Linked DNA regions of Homo sapiens: all the other regions are linked to region 1. A link is a contact called in ENCODE Hi-C or POLR2A ChIA-PET data. All regions are on one chromosome and are shown on one strand. Each heading gives the region's core, a stretch centred on a gene start or an enhancer-like site at or near the end of the contact. The rest is flanking DNA. Distances are from core to core; before and after follow the strand shown.

Region 1 (5,502 bases), core at 1,210-3,709:
TTCTTTCATCCATAAAGACTGCCAACTTTATCCCAGCTTTTCAAAAAGAAGAAATGACCCGCACAAAGGAAATTAACGTTGTCAGAACGCTGACTCCAGGATTTGCCGGGGCAGGGGCGGGGACCGCAGGGAGGCCGCTCCCAGGGCGTGTGGCCGAAAGGGTTAACTCGCAGGGGTCCGCGCGATCTCCCCGACTTTACCTGTCTTCCTAGTCCCAGCAGCCCCCGTCCCCGGCCTCCCGAACTCCCCACCCCCCAGCGCCTTTCTTCTTTGGGCTCTGGGTTTACGGGGGCTGCAGCTGGTAAACTTGGCAAGCTCGCCTCATTAAGAGCGCTCTTTGAAAACGGACTGTGTTTGAGCATTTCCCTAATGAGGACAGGACGGGGTTAAAAAGTGACCATTTCATGGTTGACTTGAACCTGCCTACTTTTCTTGATGTGTCGTTGTGAAATGCTTGATGTGGATAACTCCCACTTGGTGAAGGAAAAAGTCACTGGTTCCTCCAGGTCCGCTGGGGGAGGGAAGAGGGGACGGTGGACAGAAACCAGAGGGAGTGAGAGGGGCTAAAGTTGAGGGGACAGATCACGAGCTGGGAAGCGGTGGAAAGAGGACCGGGGAATCGGGGGCGAGCCTCGAAACGCCCCAGCAGTACCCGTGGAAGCGGGGCGGCCCCGCCCTGGGGATGGGCCCGCGAGGACCCGGTAGCCCCAGCGCCCCCCGGATCCCCCAGCTAGGTAGACTCGGAGCCCCAGGCGCTCACTTTTCCTCCCTCCATTGTCTGGGAGGCCTTTGCTTCCCCCTCGTCCCCATCCACCCCAAGCAGAAAACTGGATTTGGGGGGCGGTGTGTGTATGTGGGCGGGGGGTGCAGAAAGGGTGCAAGGCGAACCGCCTTCTTCAAAATCCCTGGAATCAAGTTCATTCACTCGGAGCCTGCACGGGCGACGGGGTGGGGGCGGGGCAGCGCCGCGGTGGGGAGCCGGCGCGGGCGCCGAGCGGCTCAGGGCCCGCAGCCTCTGGAGGGCTGCAGCGGCGCGCGCGCGCCCGCCGGCCCGCCCCGCAGCCCCGGGCGCGCCGCGGCCCCGCCCCGCCTGCACCCGGGCGGGTAGGGAGACGCTTTCCGCCGGCGCCCCGGGCCCCGGGGGGTGGGGATTGGGAGCCAGCCAGCGGGGCTGCAGGAGGAGGAGGAGGAGAGCGAAGCCGGGCGCGGGGAGGAGGTGGAGGGAGCAAGAGGCGGCGGCGGCGGCTCGGCCCGGTCCTCCCGCTCAGAGCGAGGCCACGTGCACGGGGCACCCCCGGGGAGGGCGGCAAACCGCGGCGAAGCGCCGCGCGCCGCGACTGCCTCGGGTGCGGGCCCCTGGTGGGCAGACCCGGGACGAACCCGCACCCCCTCCCTATCCGCGAACCCGGGCTCCGGGCGGGGCCGTCGGGGGCTGGGCGCCGCACCCCCCTGGTCCACGCCGGCGCGCCCCAACTACTTGAGCCCAAGTTCGCTCAGGTCCCCGCCTGCTCGGCCTCCCCCTTTTCCCGGCAGCCGCAGGCTCCGCGGACTGAGCCCGCCCCGGGTGCGAGTGTCCGCGCCCCAGCCCCGGCCTGGGGGCGGCCTGGGTGTGAGGGAATTTTCCACTCGTTCCTTTCTCGGGCTCAGACGGTTTCGGTGCTTCTCCCACTCGGATGTTCCCGCGGCTTAAAAGAGTCCGCAGCGAGCACCGAAATACCTCTTCCAGGGCGGGTTTTCGGGGGTGTGTATGTGTGTGCTGGTGTGGGGAGGGCAGCGGAAAGAAGAGCTATTTTGGAAAAAAAAAAAAAGTCATGGTTCTGTAGCACCGGTAGGATACCTTTAACAAATGAGGGAGAGGTGGGGGGAGAGAAGGAGAAGGAGGAGGAGGAGGAAGGTGGGGGGGCGGGGGGTGTGGAGAGGCTGGTGCAAAAGGAATGCGCGTTTGCAGGAGGAGGAGTAAAGCGATGATTGTGTAATTAAATAATAAAACAATCCTTAAGTCTGATTTGGAGAGAGCTCGAGCGGGGTCCAGAGGGTGGAACCGGTGAATTTTTCAACTTCCAAGTTTTGCAACGAAAGAAAGCAAGAGAGGGAGGGAAAAAAAAGAGCCTAGAGCAGAAAAGAGAGGAGTTTGGAGCCGAGCGGGAGAGCGGGATTTATCGTTTGGAATTTTTCAGGAGATCGTTTTGATACCCCTGGGCTCTGGGCAGCGGCGGCAACAGCAGCCTCCACGCTCGGCCGGGTCAGACGCGGGGCGAGGCGGGCGGGCGGGCGGCCGGGCGCCGAAGACCCGGCGCGGGCGGCGGCGGCTGCTGCTGCCGGGGACCACGCGCCGCGAGCCTCTTCCGCCCCAGAGATCAGCGCTCGCGCCCCCTCCCTCACCCCGGCCTCTCCCTTCTCCCCCATCCCACCCCGCCCCCACCCCGGCCCTCTCCCGCGCGCGCCCCGCCACCCGCGCGCACTCGCTCACGCTGCCCCTCGCGCACACACATGGTCGGCTCGCGGCAAAGTTTCGCCTGCGATCACCACTCCGGGATCCTGCCGCAGTGCTTGGGGCTGTAACCTTGAACTTTCCCAGCGCGGTGACACATTCTCCCCGCTCTCCCTCCCGCCCGCCCGCTCGCCCTCCTGCGCCCTCCCGCGCCCCCCTCCCCGCCTTTTTTGAAAAAGCATTTTACCACCAACCACCACCCCAATCCAACCCACACCGAACCTTCGCGCACCCCCTACACCCCAACAACAACAACAACTGCAAAATAGAAAACAAATCCCCAAACCCAGGCGAAAAGCAGCCAACACCGGCGGCGGCGGCGGCCTCGGCAAGCACGGCCAGCGCGCTCGGACTGCAAGAGGGTTAAAAGTGTAGATTGGATTTCACCCCTGGAAATCTAGCACGCCGAGTGAACTTGAATCTTTGGCTATTTAAGGAGGACTGGGTTTGTTGTGAAGTTGCGGTGATCCAGCGCAGAGCCCCGTCCTGATTGATCGCATCGCGGGGCTCAGATGACTGTAAAATGAATAGATGAAATTCTTGCTTCTCGAAGATTTTCTTGGGCATCTCCCGGAAAGTGCGTTTTAAGGCGAAGTCATGATGTATTCTCCCATCTGTCTCACTCAGGTACATGTCTCGGTCGCTTTCTCGAGCTTTCTCTCTGGCCCGAAATGCCTTTGTTTTGTTTTGTTGCGGACAATTAGCGGCTTGAGTTAACCTCCGCACATCCCCGTCCCTTGGAGAAGTGGCCCGGAGTTGCAGCGGGCGTCGCGGGGCGGCGTGGGAGCCGGGAGCGGCCCCTCGCCACGGCCACTGCGAGCGCCCAGCCCCGCGCCCTGGGCACGGAGCGCGGGCGCTGGGCCGGGCAAGGCCGCCGGGGGGTGGGCAGGGCCGGGACCTGTAAGTGCGAGGCCCCGTGCGGCCCCTCAAGTGCCCGTTGTGGTGCGGCATCCCCGCCCGGGGTGCCCGTAGCCCCTCTCAGCAGCTCGCGCGTTGAGGTGGACTCGGGCTTTGGAGGACTTTACGGGGGACTAAGCTTTTAAAAACAGCCAGTGAACTTGGGCGAGGGGACTGTAGCACGAGTCTGTGTGGGCGCCGCTGGACTGCGCTGCAGGCGGTGGGCGGGCGACGAATCGAGTCGGAGGTTGTGGTCCGGGGACCCATTCCTTTGCTTTATTTGGGGATCTGAAACCCTGGTCCATAGTGACCTGCTGCACTTTGGGGTTTCTAGTGACCGCACCACAAAGGCAGTATTTACGTTGACACGAGTTAGTTGGTCTTGGTGATTGTTAAGGAGTTTTTAGAACGTGTTCCTTTTGTGGAAACCTGTTCATTTGACGATATTTGGGCGTAGCTCGTAAGGCATTTTAAGTAATGCTGGTAGAAGTAAGGTCATTTTTTTCGACTTTGAGAATTGTCCTAAGACCTTAGGAATAATGTTATGAAATAAAACACTGGTTTTATACTTTTTAGAAACACGATTTGTATCACTTTAAGCCAGACGGTCAAATAGAAAAGCGGCGAGACCCAACAGACTTACCTGGGGGCAGTTTTCATCGCTGCCCAGGGAACTAACAACTGACAAAGTAACTAAAATATCTTAGCCCAGAACTGTTATTTGAGGCAGTATTTTAAACCTCTAAAGGTATGGGGCAGCTTATTTCAGCTTTTCGGAAGATGTGTCACCATTGGTAATTGATAACTATTTTCTTTGACATTGCCATGAAAACTAGTCATATAAAGAAGTGTCAGCCAGTCTTGGGCGTGTTAAAATTTTAAAAACATCTAATATCACGATGATGCATTTTTATAATGGACAAATAATTAAGATTTCAATTGTATGACAATTAGAAGCCATTGTGATTCAAAAGGACTGAGGCATTCATAAATTGTGAATGAAGATGAAAACAATGATAAGGCTTATTCAGTGATTGGATACAGTCCTGTAGCTTTTTGGCTGACACATTTTTTATTGTTTATATTTTGTTTGGCATCTGAGTATGATTAACTTAGATATGGCTATTTTCAGCAAGTAAACACGCACTTTAATTTAACAAAACTGGAAAAATGAGTTGCTGAGCTATTTGTATTTTAAAAGCCATGAATGATAATAGCCAATAAATATGATGAAACTGTTTCAGGTATAACGAATTGCCTTTACTTGTAAAAGTTACCATTAATATTACCCATCGGCTGGATATATTTTTCTCTTTCTGATAAGCTGTGTTAACTTGATATTATTTTTACACCGTGATCAAATAAAACAAATCAAAGCAAGATTTTCACTTACAGAGTATAGCATCACTTATTCTCACCTGTAAAAGATTGAATAATTGTGCATTTCTCTATATTTCTAACATCAGCTTTTCAGAAACATTGCTAGCAATTACATTGCATTTTTAGTATCCTCCAAATATGTATTGAAAAGTCACTAGTTTTATCTTAATTTGTGTAAGTTAAAGATAATATTGCAGCATTGAGACAGGGAATGTTGGGATCATATACAGCATAATCATTCAGCTATCACATTAGTATTCAGAGATACACACTTAACAACAATAACTTGTGATGACTAATATTCTCTACTATTTTAATAATATAAATCTAGGCTTATGTATTAAAACAAGGCCTACACCAGGGAAGGAATTTCAGCTTAAGAATTTTCACTTCACTAAGCTCCATGTGACTTTGCAGGTAATATAGGTGTTATAAAAGTGAGGCCACATTAATAGTGTCACTTTTGTATCAGATCAGTAGTTTTGTATCACAAGAGCCTAGTAGCTGTAGAAAAACATGTCTCAGGACATGTAAATTGCAAAATAGAGTATCATTCTTAATTGGTTATAAACTTTTAAAAGTATCTCAATTGTTGCAATAAGGTATCTAGGTTTTAGAAAAAAAATCTTAATTTAAAAGGACCTACCATTAAATGTTATGTTTAGCAAAATAGTATGCTACAAAATCAGCATATCAATAACCAATATTTATACACCAGTATAAATCAGATATAA
Region 2 (5,502 bases), core at 1,782-4,281, 410 kb after region 1:
TTTTGGATCCTCATTCAACCCTTTAAGGGATGATTATATTTCCCAGTTTATAATGTGGACACTGAGGCTAAAAGTGGTAATAACTTGTGTAAGATCATTTAACTAATACCATAGTCCAAGGCACTCATATTTTCTACTACAGTATGTTTGCTGTATGCATATATTCCAATATAAAATTTAGGTAACCATGAAATTCATCATCCAAGTTGGGACATTTTAGGGAGCGAAAGGAGGTGACATAAATAATTATGCCAGGACCATAGACATAAACTGTGACTGTCTTGGGAAAATATGAACATATTGGTAAAATCCCTCTTGATAAAATCCAAGTTTTATGCTACTGGATGATCTATATGAAGTCTCTCAGTCTCATTTTTTAGACCTCCTTTGACAGATAAAAGTATTATTTAAAAACTGAACTTTAAAATTTTCCAGAAAGGGAATATAAATTTAAAAATACTTTTTGACACAAGGCCAAAGAACACAAGATAATTTTTGATTTTCTAATTGCATTCTTTCTCCTTGTATAGGAGATAACTTGTCCTTTACTCCTCAGATGAATTCCCTGAGATACAATTTGGGTCAATTCTGAAAATGCCCACCAAAGGCAAGAGCCATTGTATGTTAACAAGATGACTAAGAAACATATTGAAAGACTTTATAAAAGTTTACTAAACAGGATTTTCAAGGCAGCCTGGGATTATTTAACAAATGCACAAGGTTCTGGAGAACATAAAGTGATTTTTAAAGATTAAATGCTGACTGCATCTGTTGTCTTCTGTTTTCTATCTATATTCATTGATAACAGGCCAAACAAATATGCAAAATGTATCCAATCACAAGGGAATTTATAGGCCTAATGAAGGATTTCTTTGGAATTACTTTCAATGAGGGGGGAGCAGTAATGAGCTGAAAAGGTATTTCAGATTCTTGTGGATGTTTCTAAAGAGTTTTTCTTTTCTCTGCTCCCTTCTCTCCACTCTGCCCTTTTCCTTTTCCATTTCCCTTTTTCCTTTTTCTTTTTCCTTTCCTTTCCTTCTTTTCTTTCTCTCTCTCTTTGTCTATTTTTCTTTTTCTCTCTTTCTCTCTCTCTCTCTTTCTCTCCTTCTCTTTTTTTCTCTCTCTCTCTCCCTCTTTCTCTCTTTCTCTATGTCTTTCTCTCTCTTACTCTTTCTTTCTCTTTTTCTCTCTTCTCTCTTTTTCTCTCTCCCTCTCTTTCTCTCTCTCCCTCTTTCTCTCTTTCTCTATGTCTTTCTCTCTCTCTTACTCTTTCTTTCTCTCTTTCTCTTTCTCTCCTCCTCTCCTCTCCTTCTCTCCCCCTGCCCTCCTTTCTTCCTTTCTGTCTTTTTCGATTTTTTTCCTCTTTCCCTCCTAAAGCCTAGCACTGGACTTTGGACTTACAAGGATTCCAAGTATACAGTAGTACCCCCTTATCAGCAGGGGATGTGTTCCAAGACCCCCAGTAGACGTCTGAAATTGTACATAATACCTGACTATATACTATGTGTTTTTCCTATATACATACCTATGATGAAGTTTAATTTACACATTAGGCACAGTAAGAGATTCACAACAATAATAATAAATATAACAATATACTTTAATAAAGGTTATATGAATATGGTCTCTCTGAAAATATTGCGCTGTACTCACCTATTTTTGGACTGCAGTTGAACACAGGTAGTTGAAATCGTGGATAAGGGGGACTACTGTGCTTGCTAATGGATTATTTGTTTTTGAAAAAAGTGAGCAAGTAGTTGGCCAATCTTCCAAAAAGTACCCTTCTAGATCTCAACTTTTCATCATCCTCCACAGCAAAAGGAATGGAACAACATTGTGCAGCACTTCCTAAACTGATATCAAAGAGCCAGTTAGTGCTATCTGACAATTACCTTTGCACCTCATCAAGGAAGATTCTAGGCAAATACAACCTCTCATTATGTCTTGGCAGTGGACAATTTCTGGTCTTCCTAAAAACAAAATGTAAATCACCTCAATAAAACTTACCCAAGACATTCTAGACTTAAGTGGGGCTTGGTGAGGGAGCAGGCAAGAGAGTCTATTTTTACATTTTAAAGAGAAGACAAAATGGTGGATAAGTAACTGAGAAAGCTTCATGTTACACTTCATGTATTTCCTTCCTCCTTCCGTGAGTCAATTTAACAGTGAATGAAAGGGATCAAACAGATAATACTTCTAACATGGCATCTCCTCTACTTTTGTTTTGTAATCCTCGCTCCAGCAGTTGCTACTTGTGTAACCTTGGGTGATTACTTAAATCATCTGTAAAATGAGAGTAAGAAGAGTCCTCCTCTCAGAGCGTTATTACTGGGATTGAACATGGTAACACAACTAAGGCCCTGGAACAGTGACTGACACATAGTAAATATTCAAAATTATCTTATTATTCAATTTATTATGCAAAAAGAATTTTTTTTGATGATGTCTGTGCTGTTCCTGTTCTTGTCTCATGCCCAGGGTGACTGTGTTGCTTCCTGGGTAATGTTCTTTTGGAGATTCTACCAAGGAATCCCAAACCCCAAAGTCTTACTCCACGTGCTCAGCAGTGCTCAAAAGGCCTTTAACAGGGAACAAAACCTCTCACCCCTCAAATGCTTAAAAGGCAACTCTGGCTTGAGTCCAAAAAAGATTTTTTAAGAAAGTAATTTTTGACACTGATAAGGCCAGAGAGTCTCAGGTATTCCCTGGAAGAGAGAGCAAAGGCAAAAAGAAAAAAAAAAAAGCCACATCCCACTGTACCAAAACAAATCTGAACCTCCTCAAAATTTCACCAACATTTCATTCATTCGAAGCTTTGAATAAAAAGCAAGAAAGTAACACAGCCCACAGGGCATTTTTTGGGACAAAGAAGATTCATTCCCAGGGCTGCAGATTTCCTGACACCTGGGGATATGTTAGTGCACATGAATAAATATTCCATTGTTTTGAGGATCTCTTTGTAAGTATCTTGCTTCAAGAATGACGGGTGACGTCAATCAGGAAAAAATCCCCAGTGAATCCTAGGACTTATTGCTCCAATTAAGCAAGAAGACACGTTAGAGCCTGAAAGATTGGGTAATAATTCATACCTGTTGTGTTTCGATGTTAACTGTGAGCCTAAATGTAGACTCTAACCTCTCTTAAGCATAATTTTTTTCTACACAATAGCTCAAGGCCTTGAATATTTAAGAAAATTACATATAAGGAAATGTTAAAAAAAAATCTCTCTGAAAAAAAGTACATGGCTCATGAAAAATAAATCTGGGTAAATTAAGTTATGAAAGATGTATTTCAGTTAGAGCAGGAGCTTTGAAGTGCATTTCCTGTGCAAAAACAAAAACTCGGCTTCCTAGATGATAAATTGCCAACACAATAGCCTTTCGGGTATCACAGGAGCTTGCAGTTTATCTGGGCTTCCAGGTCACCCTGGGTTTAAGCCTGACTTACTGTCACCCTCCCTTCAAGGGTACTGGGACTTCTGGTGCGAGGCAGCATTTAAAGCCCTGGAAGAATGTGTTTCTTTTTGTGAGGAAGTATCTTGCTTTTTCTGACAGCTGCATCTGGCTGCCTGTTGAGCCTAGTTTTCTTCTAAGAAATGATTTTTGGAATAAGGACCGGAAGGCCTTACTCAGCTGACGAGGAAGTAGGATTATACAATAGCCGTGAATGTGGAATTTGGAAACAAACGTCCTGGGTTCAATCCCAGTTTTGCCAATTCCCTAGTAGGGTGAGCTTGGGCAAGTTAATTCATTCTTTAAACTTCAGCTGCCTCAATTGTAAAGGGGATAAGACTACCTAAGAGAGTTCCAGTGAGGGTTAACATGGAAAAATGGAAATAAAGAAGCACTTAGTGTATCACTGGGCATAAAATGAGCCCTCGAGGAGAGTTAACTATTATGGTTAACTCAAAACATGTTAGGATATAAGATATTGGTAGGGGTTCTTTTGATCAATGGTTTAACTGAACTACAATCAGAATAGATTTACTTATATATAAATAAACAAAAATTATGAGGGCCTTCTATAGACAAGAATAAAGCACTCTCAAGCTTTTGCAGGGGCTATTGCCCTCAAGTAGCATGACTCTAGTTGAGTTGATTAGACATGCATCCGCATAACAACACCAAGTAGAAAGTGGCAAGCTATAAGAGAATGTAGTTAAAGTGCTACTGGACTTAAGAAGAAGGAAGGATTATAATCTAGTTGAGGGAAGTCAGAGAAGACTTTGCAGATGAAGGTCCCGTGGTGAACATCTCTTTATTTTTCATATATTGACAACAGGGTTCATATGATTATATTGACTTAAAAATTTCAGACTGGAAAGATCTACCTTCTATAGTGTAAAGATTTGGACATGTCTGAGAGAGTTCAAGCTCAATGTATATTCTCTGATTACAGTAATCTCGGGCCATAAAAGTCAGTATCGCTTTAAAATGAGAATCAGGTTTGGCTTTTCCCCAGAGGACAGTTGGCCATTTGCCCAGTGGTCTGTGCAGTAACATACTTATACAAACTTTCCTAGTTTGAAAAGAAAGGGAGGGAAGCAGGGGAAGAAAACAGAGGGAAGCAGTGCTGATCTTTTGTCTGTAAAAACACTGTATGATGGCCAGGTGTGAAGAAAACTTGCTCAGGCTCTCAGGCAAAGTTGTGTTGCTCTTGGTGGAAACAACGGAAACTTTTGTCGTCGTCTTGTCCTCTCCTGTTCTAACTCTCCTGCTATCTTCTTTCATGTTATTTGCCATTCTATTCACTCCTTTGTTCATTCATTCATCAAATATTAAGTTTCTAGTCTTGGAACTTAAATGCTGCTGTAGAGGTAAGAAGATGAATACAGCTAGGTTCCTTGTTCCAATCACCCTTATAAGAAAGGCCAGCAATACTCAGGAAGAGTTATAACCCAGGATACAGGGAGTGGGGTCTTGCTGAAATGCTGGAGCGGCTGGCTTTGCTATATTTCTTCTATTTTGGTGTGTGTTTCCCAGTTGACCACCTCTTTGATTTTGTATGCTGCTACTTCATGCTTCCTACTCTTTTTTGTAAGTAAGCAGCTAAGCCTATATCTAAAAGCATTTTTAAATTTGAGTATATATATATATATAAAGATTCCTCTCTTATTATAATAAGTTGAGTTGAGTTATAGGCATGAAAGGGGAATTATGACAGAGTTGGGAAAAACTGATTGGGAGCATATTATGAAATAATAACACAGAGGTAAGTTTTGGTTGTGTTGTAGAAGAGGAGAACAAATTCGTTTTTCTCTTCTCTTCTCTACTCCTAGAAGCATCTAATCATGACCAATTTTATGGAGGGGCCGCTATTTGAGAGGATTTTAAGAGTAAGAGAAAGGCCCTAGTCCAAAAATATTTCCCTCTTTGATTCCAGAAATCTTCAGATAAGTGATTTAATTCTTTGTCTCAATTACTGCCCTCTTTGGTCCTATTATTTTTTTCGAATGCAGGATTATATGGGAAATCATCAACTCTTGAGAAAACTGTCTCTTAA
Region 3 (5,502 bases), core at 2,066-4,565, 370 kb after region 1:
AACAGCTGGATAGATATTCTTATATAGAGAACCCAAAGAAAATTCAGTGGCCAAATATCCAGATGAAAAGAGAAGCATTCAGTTAATCATCTGGATGTTTTGTCTACACAAGGAGAAATCTGTGGATGTTTCCAAATATTTGAGAAAATATTTGGGAACATCCAGATGTTTGGCCCTATGCAGCTCAAACATTCAGATGTTTGACTAAATTTCGCCTTCCAACCGGATGCTTCGGCATCAGATAGACCCAGCCTTGGTTATCGTAATTACGCATTGTTAACTGGTGTCACAGAAAATTGTTTGGGGGAAAAACACGACACACCAAAATGTGGAGGTTATAAATAATCACAAACATTACTAGTGAGGAAAGAAGGAGGGAATAACACCTCTGACCAATCAGGATGCATCATCACTAATATAAATTGTCAGCAGTAGTGTTCTCTTTGCAGAAGGTCTAATAATTAAAAATAATAAACATAAGCTGGTGGCTCCTACTAATGAAAACGAAGCCAGTAGCACTTGCAGTGTTTACAAAACATGAAGGATGTGAAAAGGAACATCCTCTGCTTTGAAATGAGTTGAAAATTCTAAACTTCATGGAAACGGGTTGAATGAGAGTTCAGTTTCCTCCTCTTATTTTAATGTGGCCTTGCAGTGTCTCCGATTACAGTGTTCTTAAACTTGTGGGAATCAGCCTAATAAAAATACTTAAAGAAATACAGCTCATCCCTCAGCTGTGGGCCGGCTGTGTAGATTACCATGGTGCAGGAGTCAGGATCTGCCTCCAGAAAGCAGACTCCGTTTTCTACACAGCAGTAACATGAACTTGAACGGAGGCGTTAAATGAGAAGATCATGTTTTGATTCTAATTAAGATTTTAAAACCTGATTTTTAGCCAACTTGTTGTTGGTGAAAAACAGCAATGCCATAAATAAAATAGCCACAGATGGACCCGGATATTTGTTTGAACAACCATAAAAATTCTTTCATTTTAATTGATTGATACTGGACAAAAGTAGTATTCAGCCAAAACCTTACCGCTAGTCTTATAATTATTTTTTTAACCAGTTCACCACTACATTCCAGGGGAACTTCAAGACATCCTACTGAGGTGTCTGGTACAACGTCTGCACCTGATTACATGTTTGACTTTGCATACCAAGCCTGAAATTGTTCAAGAAAATTAATCTCTTATATACTTGCAAAATCCTATCTGGAAAGTAACCTAGATGTGGTCTGGGGTTCATTTTCAAAGTGAACAATCTTCAGAGAACCTGGGACTGGATCGTACTTAGGAATAATATGGTCTGTCATTCTTTGTAGGATGGGAATGACTGTTGTAAAGCCGATGCTAATTTTTCAAGGAACTTCTCTAGAAGATGCAGAAAGAAGCAACAGACCTTAAAATCTAAAAGCATTTAATATTTTTAATTGCTTTCTGAAGAATTAAACTCTGGTTTAATTTGAGAAAGCATCTCAAACATTTTTCGTATCAGAGCAAAAGTTACCTAAGTATGATCCAGTTAGAAGACATGCATATTTTAAAATACCTATGATACACTCAGCTTGTTTTTGTTTTTAAAGAAACAGAAAATATGACTTTGGTTCTAAAAATGCCTTCATTGGAGTAGAGGAGGAAATATAATTGCTACACAAATTGTATGGATTCAACGGAGGAGTCAGCTATGATTTCTTTCTCTGATGACAATGAAACTTTTCACCTTTATATGCCAACTAACTGGAAAAATTTTCCTACAATGTTGTGCTCAGAAGTGTGATAGGAGAATTGAAAGTAATCAGTGTCAATTAGAAAGACCTTGGACATCATTGGGAATGCCTATTAGAAGGGATAAGAGCATGCTAGAAACAGATGGCTTGAGCAAGATTGTTGGCTCTGTCTCTTCTAGCTTCCTGACCTCATGTAAGATATATAACATCTCTATGCCTTGGTTTCCTTATCTGCAAAAAGGGGATAATAATAGTAGTACATAGTGGATAGGACTGCAGCCAGGATTAGATAACAGAGTATATGTAAATCTCGTAGATCAATGCCTGCTACATGAGTAACTTTTTAATCCACAGTACATGAATCAAATTGCATTGAATCAAAAGTTTTGTGAAGATTTGAGATGAGAATGAGAGCCAAATAAGCCATATCATAAGAAGCTGTGATCAGAAATAAAATGAGGTATGTTTTGACACTTAATGACATTCTAAAAGATTGGGCGGCAGCAAGATGTACACACGTCTCTGCAGAAAATGTGGTGAGGAGGTAGGGGGTTGGGCAAGGGAGATCAATCTCACAGCTTTCAAGTAGGATTCTGTGGGTGGGGAAGAAAACTAGAATTCACAGAGAAGGAACTGGCTGATATTATTATTATTTTTTTTGATGCAGCATTTCAGAAAACATAATCAATGGCATGCGTCCAGTTCCCATTTAGTAACCAAAGAACTAGCTGCAGCTGTTTTTTATGCCTGGTGGTGCCAGTTTGATAGTGTATAATCATATTTGCATAAAGATAAAAAGGAAGGTGTTATAGAACACAGTTAAGCCTATGGTTTCACCATGAATTAAAGGTAATTTCAGACTAATTAGGTATAATTTGTTAAGGAATTCTTCCCAGCAATGATGACTCTGATTTTGTAATTACAGGACAATGCTTACTGTGGCTTTCAAGGCAGGAGAAAGCACACCCGAGGGGGTCGTGTCCCACACTAGGCAGATCTAATGGTGCCACAAAAGACAGGTGTTTTGTCAGATTTCAGCCACACACTTTCACACCTGCAACGCATTAACTACCGCAGCAATGTTAATGAAGACCAGGTGCCTGTTCTCCAGCATAAATGAGGAACTGGCAGGAGATTTGCTGTTTGCTACCTGACGTCTACCCCTGAGTCTCTGAACCCCGTCCTTCTGGTTGAAGGGGAAGGTGAGTGGGGTAACAGGGTTTTGGGTACTTTTGCCTTGGTCCTTTTGAGTTGTGGGATGGAGATACTGAAACATTGGTCTTCGCATTATGGTAGTGACCTTTTTACCCACCCATTGAATTTCCCATCAGTTTCCACCCTAAAGTAGTGGAAAACATTCTTACAGCACTAAGTATCTCCAGGCTTTCTGTGCTGCTACCCCTTTTGTGCAGAGTTCAGCCTCTGAGAGTCCTGAAAATAGCTGATCTGCAGAATCTACAAAATGGATTTCTGGAAAGTGCTGTGTTATCAGCTGCTACCAGGGAAAGTTTGATTGTAGCTACTTGAGTCTTTTCAAACTTGAAGTTTTGCCATTCCATCCGGAAATGAGTAATGGAGGCCTTGAGCAAGGCTTTTCACTTTAATAAAACACAAGGTTTTCATTGTGTGGGGCTACATCATTTTAATGCTCTGTGTTATGAAATACAAAATCTTTTTCTTCCTCCCTTAAGAAAAAAACTCTGCAGCAAAGCTTTTCCCTCCTCTTTTTTTCCTTCTTTTCTTTGTTTCACCTCTTTCAGCTGCAGTTGTCTGCTCCCTGCAATTTCCAGCAGTTAAGTGAAGTTAATATTGTCACACACACACACACACACACACACACACACACACACACACACACAATTGAAAGTGAGGAAAAGAATGAGCAGGTCTAGGTTCTCAACAATAGAATATAATTATCTAACTCATTACCAGTGACTTCTGGCCATGAAAAAAAAAGCCTCTTCACCCTGGGAGAGGGAAGGATGGACAAATATCAAAATGCTTGACACTGCACTTAAATTCCAGGTCCTAATTAAGTTAGAAAAGAATGGACTCATAGACTTTTAGAGTAGCAGATCTGAGTGTGAAAAGGATGGTTCAAATCCAGATTTCTTTAACTCTTCAATCCCTGAAGTGAATATATTGGGCAAACCTTCAGAAATGGATACTCACACTCTTGAGGTGACCTGTTAGTAACATAGATCCAAACCATTCATTTCAGGTCATTCTGCAGTGTTTTTCAAGACATGTTTCCAATGAGCTTACTTAAGATTTTCAAGAGGCACCCTCAAGGTACAAATATAGCTGGGGAGTTTCCAGAAATCTCTGGCTTTCCCTTTCCACGTCCCACCACCTACAACTAAAGCAATTTTAGTTTTCAATTTACTTTATTGATTTGGTGTCTATCAATGATTTAATATATTAATTTTTTTGGATTAATACCAAAACCTTTGGTTACAGCTGCCAAAGAATACCCTATCTTATGGCAGAAAACACTCGTGCCTTTACCAAGTACTCAAGTATTTGAGCAAATCCAAATTCTTCATGTAGACAATGTTAGCCTTGTATGCAGATTCTCCTGAAGGCCACTTCTGTGCACAAGTGCTGAGGCATTTGGACAGAGTGAGAAATCATGTCATGTTTTCAGTGTTTCTAGCAACCTTAATGTCTACAGCAAATGAATTACTTCTTAACGAATGCTTCTAAAAATTTGGATTATAGGTACTGACCAGGAAACTCAATTTCAAATCCTTGACTCCCCAGTCTTATCAAAAGCCGAACTGAGATCACTGACATTTGAGAGATTATCTCAGGCCTTGCTACTCAATATATGATCTATGGACTGGCAGCAGTGACATAATCTGAGAGCTTCTCAGAAATGCCAAATCGCAGGCCCCAACTCAGACTTACTAAATCAGAATCTACATTTAAAAAACTCCACTGTTTTTGAGTCAACTTAATGACTCATTTGCCTATTAAACTTTAACGTTGTAAACGTGTATTCTTCTAGATCAGAAATTCTTAATTTGGGGTCCTTTGAGTCCATAAATTGGCCTCAGGTTTATCAACTCACTGCAATTAAATGCAAAATTGAATCTGGAGGTGTGGCTATGTATGTTTGTGTTTTAACCCGTAGATCCTTGTTTTTGGTAAAGAGGATTCATAATTTTTCAGCTTTTCAAAAATGTTGCAAACTATACTAATAAAGGTCTTCTTATTTATAGTGGCCATGCACTTCTCTGGGTAGTGCTCTGGGACAGAACTCCGGACATAAAAATGCTATCATAAAATTATAATGGAATTTAATTTTCTGAGCTTCTGCTGAGTGTAAACTAAATTGTTCTTGCATCTTCTGCAAACAGGTGTACAAGTTCGTCCACAGTGTTGTTCAATATCACTTATCAATTTTAGGGCACTAAAAAAAGAAGTGTCCGATGGACTATTATGCTTCTTTTTGTCAATGAGCACTCTATAATTTCCTGTCTCCTCCCCACCCTTCTTTTTTTTTAATGTGCAAGGCTCAAAAAAGCTCAGAACTATTACGAATATGGCATTCAATTACAAAACTCTCCAAAGACAAAATTTCTGGGACAGATCTGTGAAACAGTTAATACTGCACAGCATTAACAATTGAACTGTGCTGGAAAAATAAGAATCGACAACGATGAAAAAATAAAAGGGCATTTAACACAACTAAGAATTAAAGTACACACCTCATGAGGGTTGGACTCTCTATTTCCTTGCTGCTTGCTCTCCCATATCATGTATAGTGTC
Region 4 (5,502 bases), core at 2,180-4,679, 290 kb after region 1:
CAAGAGAACGCCTCCAGGTTTACAGTTGTATGGCTTATTGTGTATATATCCTATAAAACCGAAAACCATATGGAGAATTCTGCTTTCTTGGCTTTTTGTGTGTGTGTACCAGGAAGTAGTAAAATGTTTTGAGATGCTGTTAAGTCCTTAAGTTACAAAATCAAGATTCCACCTTAAAAATTTTCCATACTATAGTTTGTTGCATAGCCTGGGGTGCTGACTGCTTGCCAAATATCTATCAGAGAGTGATTTATGATATATGATACGGTCCCCAGCCCAAGTGGAGACTGCGTAGTTGAAACATGAGAAAGGGGAGGCCTTGCTCTCTGGAAACCATGATGACTGGTTTCTGTTTGGCTTTTCCGAGAGAACATACAGTACAAAACGTGCCACATTTTACAGCAGTAAAACTTCTGTAAGAAACAAAACACGGTTCAGCTAGAAAGACTTAATTTCTCTTTGCCATTTGTTAACTGATGATTGTTTTCACTCCGAGTGGCTGTTGTTCTTTTTCCTCCATTTCCCCTCCCTGGCCCCGCCGCCGCCACCCCCCCCCCCCCGCTGCTGCTCATCTACCGAGCTCTGAAATAGAATCAAACAGCTCTGTTCTGGTAATTAAAATATTTAAAAATGAAATCTCCACTCCATGTTTTCAATATTTCGCGTGCGTTCCATTTTACTATGACTAAGAATGTATTGTGATTTCTGGTGTTTTCTGTTCTGCAAATGTTTCCTTTGCAGCTGCGAAGAAGTCTATCTCCCATATGGCTTTTAGGACACTTTGCAGTATGCTCAGATCAAGCAATATGGACCTGAAAAGGAAAAGAAAAAAAAAAGAAAGCAACCAGTCTCCTTCATATGAAAATCTCTGTGGCATTCTGGGTAACTGCAATACAAAGAATAGTGTGATGGTTTGGCTTTCAAAGATACTGTTAGTGGCATTTCTACAGGTTGTTTTGATTGTCTGTGAATGCTGAGAGGTTTTTTTTGGTGTAAATGTTTATTGCTTTTTTCTAAATATAAAATAAGTCTATGTTCACTGAAGAAAATTTGGTAAGTGCAGGAGAGTACATGGAAGACAATGTACAATAACCCCGTTTGGTTTTCCAAATTGTTTTATATCCTTATTTTGTTCAGTGTCACCACATTTTTTTTTTTTTTAATGAGATAGAGTCTTGCTCTGTCGCCCAGGCTGGAGTACAGTTGTGCAATCTGGGATCACTGCAGCCTCCACCTCCCGGGTTCAAGCAATTCTTCTGCCTCAGCCTCCCGTGTAGCTGGGATTACAGGCACCTGCCACCGCGCCCAGCTAATTTTTGTACTTTTAGTAGAGATGGGATTTCACTATGTTGGCCAGGCTGGTCTTGAACTCCTGACCTCGTGATCCACCCTCCTCGGCCTCCCAAAGTGTTGGGATTACAGGCGTGAGCCACCACGCCCGGCTGAAAACATGGTTTGTAATGGCTCCATAATTTATAATAATAGTACCATGTGCCTGTTTTCTTATAAGATATTTAGGGTATTTCTATTTTTAATGGAAATATTGTTATAAATAATGTGATAACTGTGAATATGTATATTTGACTATATTCCTTATTACTTCATTTGGATAGATATTCCAAAACTGGCATTACTAGGTCAGAAATTATGAATCTGTTTTAATAACCTTGCTACATACTTTTGTATTGGTTTATAAAGTCTCTGCTATATGTTACTACCACCACTATATGTGGAGTGTATGTGAATTTCATCCTCAAATTCTTCAATATTCTAGTAGTTGGTAGTTTTTTTTACATCTTTGCCATTTCAACACATATAAAATAATAAAATTAATATCAATATGTTCCTAATTATTAAAACAATGTATTTTTCCCCTTGTATGTAGTCCATTAATGCTGAAGTTTAGTGGCTTGGTTTAATAACCTTTCCCCAAACCCATATTCTGTATAACAGAAATTTCTTTGGAAAAATTTCAGAATATACATCTCTTTGTAGTAACCTGGGAAATAATTTTTCTCTTAGGACATTTGCATACTGCATGGAAATCTGGCCAGAACTTGAACAGATGGTTCCAAAACTTGGGGTACCTTAAACTTAAACATCAGTGTAACTTGGGGTCCTCTGCAAGGTCATCCGCAAGGACTGTGAAAGTCCTGCTTCTTGGTATCATTTCCTGACAGGTGTGTGTTAATGTTTCAGGAATATACTGGAGTGTACTGCTTTTTTATTCCTGATTCTGCTCACAAACTTGTCATTTATTTGACCACTGACTGTTGAGATTAGGATGCTCTCAATAAGGCATATTTGGATCATGTTTATCTCAAAACTGCTTCTACTAGAGGCTTTTGTGGCTTGCTTTCACATATCAGGGTTACTGCTAATGTGTCCCTAATACTTTGTTGAGAAGGTGAAAGTGGTAGTTGAAGTCACTTTAAAGTCAGTCCTAGGAATGCCTCTCAAATTCTCCCTGGTTTTCTATTTTCTAAGTTACCATTTATTGAGCACCTCTTGCATGCCATGCACATTTCACACTTGATCTCGCTTAAGCATTATTACAATCCAATAGAGTTTGGATAACGATGCATTTTCACAGACAAAAGTAACCTCAGAGAGATTAAGTCATTTGCCTGGAGACATAGAGATTATAAATAATGGTTGATAAATACACAGAGGCTCAAGATTCCTGTTTGGTAATTACAGAGGCTGTAGAAATAGACATGTCAAGGGCTCTCAACTACTGAGTCTCCAAAAGTCAACTGGGAATCTTTTAATTATTTACATCCAGGAAAAATCTTTTACCTATTCCCTGAATAAAATATAACATGTTTTAAGGTCATTTTCCAAACTTTCTTGCTTTAGGTTAATCATTAGTGAGAGACCCCAACATTTCTCAGATTGTGTGCAAACCCTGAAATGATAGCAGAAATTTACACAGTGACCCCAGACAGTTAGATTTATCCTGTAGCTTGGGTTGAGCACCTTAAATTTATATCCATATATGTCTTGCAAATTCTTTTGCTTTGTGGCTTAGTAGCAAGGCATTTACCCTCTGGACAGTGCAGTCAGGTGTGCCCATAAAAACAGGAGTTGATCATTTATGAAAGCTGACTGTGGAATAAGCTAAAGGTGCTTTGAGGACATGCTTTTAGTGTCCACTCTTAGAAACCTGTATTTCAACTTCCCTGGAGCTCAGGATTTTAAAGATCAAGCTTCCTAGCCTCTTCAGCCTCTGCAAGTTCAGATAACCTGTTGCTATTTTTGAATATAAATAGGCCTTATTAGGGATTAAAAGAACTGCCCAGAGGTTTTTCCCCTTTTCTCATTTTGGTGTTTGGATTGTCAGCGGAAGTCTTGAGCTTTGAGACTTGGCAAGGCAGCGCCTTCAAACAAACATCCTGTGGACAAAATTGTCTGGCCCAGCACTCGGTGTTCCAGGATGATTGACAGGAAGCAGCATGTGCTGGGAGGAGGGAGGATGGACACTCTGAGCACGGTGGCTTCCAGTTCCCTCAAACAATAGCCAAGCTCCCAGGGAGCCTCACACCTTCTTTTTCCCATCTACTGGGGTGGTGGGGGTTAGGGAGGATGTGGGCTGGGCAGGAGGTGAGAGGAACCTTGGAATTCCACCCAGCAATTACAAATAACCAACCAAAACCTTTCGATAATGCTTCAACTTGAGGGATAGGAAGATACAGCTATGCAGAGATCTGGGATGATGCTTGAATCAAGCAGTGAGCCAAAAGGAGCCATCCAAAGCTAAAGCCAACACTGGTCACCTTGTGGAATGGGGCTTGATGAAGTGAGCAGAAGTGAGGAGAGATCTGGAAGGGTGAAAAGAAGTGAAATGAAACTCACACGTAAAAGAAAATGAACATTTAAAAGAAATCCAGCTATATGCCAGGATTTTGCATATGTGTTTGCTTTTGGTCCTGTTGCAGGTATTTGAGGCAGGTATTATATGAATTCTTTCAGATGAAACTGAGGCTCAGAGAAGCTAAATAAAATTATCCAATGTGACAAACTTAGACCATGGCACAACTAGTATTTGAGTTCCAGTCCTTTGGACCCTCAAAACCCATGCATTTTCCTCTATTACATTTCCTCTCTAAACTTGTCTAAATCCTACCCTCTTCTTTCTCTGCTTCAGTCCTGGTGGGGAATATATAGAAGAGAACTTATCACCCTAGCTCAGTCTCCTACAACTTCCAATTTATATCTTCCATTCCTGTCTTCCCAAACCTTTCACCATTGTCTGAATCATCAGGTATTTCCATATCTCTGGGTCTTTATCATGTTGTCTTCTCTGCTACAATGACTTTCTCTTCATTCACCCTAATACAATCTACCATGCACCCTTCAAAGTACAGTTCAAATGCCAACTTCTTCAAACAGCTCGTGTATCTTACTGTCTCTCACTCTCCCAAGGAGGATCAGTACCTTCCTGACACAGTAGTCTTACAGTAATTTGTGTCTATCTCTGTTATAATTATCACATGTTACTTGGAATCTGAATATCCCTAGTTATTACTAAATCATGAACAACAATAACTGAAATCACCATAAAATCTAGACCTATCTTTTGGTGACTTGATTGTGGCCCATTTGGGCAAGTGTTAGGCTTCAATCCTAACATTGATAGAAGGAGATCTATCCCTCTATCTCTGAGAGTCCCCAATTGATTCCTTACGATACTTTATGAATTAATATAAGAAGAAAGGGTGGGCAGAGACATTGGAGGAACAGTGGAAAAGTGAATCTCTGTCTAATTCCTTCCTTCCTTCCTTCCTTCCTTCCTTCCTTCCTTCCTTCCTTCCTTCCTTCCTCCCTTCCTTCCTTCTTTCCTTCCTTCCTTCTATAGTTACTAAGTATCACCTAAGAGTTTTGTGCTAGGGTAGATGCTGAGGACACAATGGTGAGCAGAACCCACACTTCTTCTGCTGCTGTGGAGTTAGGGTCCATTGAGGAAGACAAACATTACAAATACAACTCACAAAATATACAATCGTGAATTGTACTAGATGCTATTTAAAAAAATGACAAAGGGGCTACATGAACCTAATTCTGATGGACTTGACCTAGTCTCAGGAACAGGTAGGTGGTGGTTGACAGTTTAAAGTGAACTTTCAGGAAAAGGAGTTAAATCGATCTGAAAAGTGATCAGGTTGCCACTAAATCTTTAAAGGCAAGAGGTGTTGCTCTTGTTCATAGAAGACAAGGTACAGAGGGAGTGCCTCTTCCATCAGGAGGAGGAGAGATAACAGTCTCATAAGAGAATGCTCTGTTTTTGGCACTGCCAAGATTCGGCTCCTATGATGAAATCTCAGAATAGAAAAATTAGAAAAGGGCACACCTCCTATTCTCAGAATGGAAAGAATAGCAAGGTGCCCACTTCATATTCTTTCATGCTCAGTCAGAAAAACAGTAGAACATTGAAAGTTGATGATGAAATTCATGAATTTTTTTTTCAAGTTGCATTCCCCCTAAAACCTCCTACGGCTATAT

What was found. A loop is a pair of places that touch in the nucleus more often than their neighbours do. ChIA-PET counts read pairs that join two places held with the same protein, here RNA polymerase II (POLR2A). Pooled maps may share reads with other maps.
Region 2: a map of heart right ventricle shows a loop between it and region 1 (4-fold over the local background). The contact joins the enhancer-like site here to the promoter of NFIB in region 1. A Hi-C loop is called at or near these places in 9 of 168 maps with a recorded cell type or tissue (Right ventricle myocardium inferior, aorta, ascending aorta and 4 more) and 11 of 50 pooled maps. POLR2A ChIA-PET finds 5 or more read pairs at or near these places in 1 of 52 experiments (MCF 10A).
Region 3: a map of mammary epithelial cell shows a loop between it and region 1 (2.6-fold over the local background). The contact joins the enhancer-like site here to the promoter of NFIB in region 1. A Hi-C loop is called at or near these places in 4 of 168 maps with a recorded cell type or tissue (IMR-90, MCF 10A, chondrocyte and 1 more) and 2 of 50 pooled maps. POLR2A ChIA-PET finds 5 or more read pairs at or near these places in 1 of 52 experiments (activated T-cell).
Region 4: a map of heart left ventricle shows a loop between it and region 1 (4-fold over the local background). The contact joins the enhancer-like site here to the promoter of NFIB in region 1. A Hi-C loop is called at or near these places in 37 of 168 maps with a recorded cell type or tissue (A673, IMR-90, PC-3 and 20 more) and 25 of 50 pooled maps. POLR2A ChIA-PET finds 5 or more read pairs at or near these places in 2 of 52 experiments (A673 and OCI-LY7).

The regions. Positions count from the first base shown.
Region 1 is chr9:14,311,098-14,316,599 of GRCh38, reverse strand. NFIB (nuclear factor I B) reads left to right here and starts at 2,459. Exons shown (of 11, transcript NM_001190737.2): 1 at 2,459-3,118. The coding sequence starts at 3,089. RefSeq lists a silencer at 2,756-3,050.
Region 2 is chr9:13,898,125-13,903,626 of GRCh38, reverse strand. All of the region lies in intron 6 of LOC101929507 (a long non-coding RNA gene), which reads left to right. Among named protein-coding and RNA genes, the nearest start is that of LINC00583, 27 kb to the left of the region's middle. Within about 2 kb of position 3,031, at least 5 of the 41 ENCODE cell types and tissues checked have a DNase peak (open chromatin) inside an H3K27ac peak, as active enhancers do; they include heart right ventricle, where a contact is called at or near this core.
Region 3 is chr9:13,937,089-13,942,590 of GRCh38, reverse strand. The region is part of intron 1 of LINC00583 (long intergenic non-protein coding RNA 583); the gene reads right to left. LOC101929507 (a long non-coding RNA gene) reads left to right here. Exons shown (of 8, transcript XR_001746621.2): 5 at 2,083-2,188; 6 at 2,654-2,930. Among named protein-coding and RNA genes, the nearest start is that of LINC00583, 12 kb to the right of the region's middle. RefSeq lists an enhancer at 2,227-3,043. Within about 2 kb of position 3,315, at least 2 of the 41 ENCODE cell types and tissues checked have a DNase peak (open chromatin) inside an H3K27ac peak, as active enhancers do.
Region 4 is chr9:14,025,263-14,030,764 of GRCh38, reverse strand. No RefSeq gene overlaps it. Among named protein-coding and RNA genes, the nearest start is that of LINC00583, 100 kb to the right of the region's middle. Within about 2 kb of position 3,429, at least 13 of the 41 ENCODE cell types and tissues checked have a DNase peak (open chromatin) inside an H3K27ac peak, as active enhancers do; they include ascending aorta, endothelial cell of umbilical vein, gastrocnemius medialis and 6 more, where a contact is called at or near this core.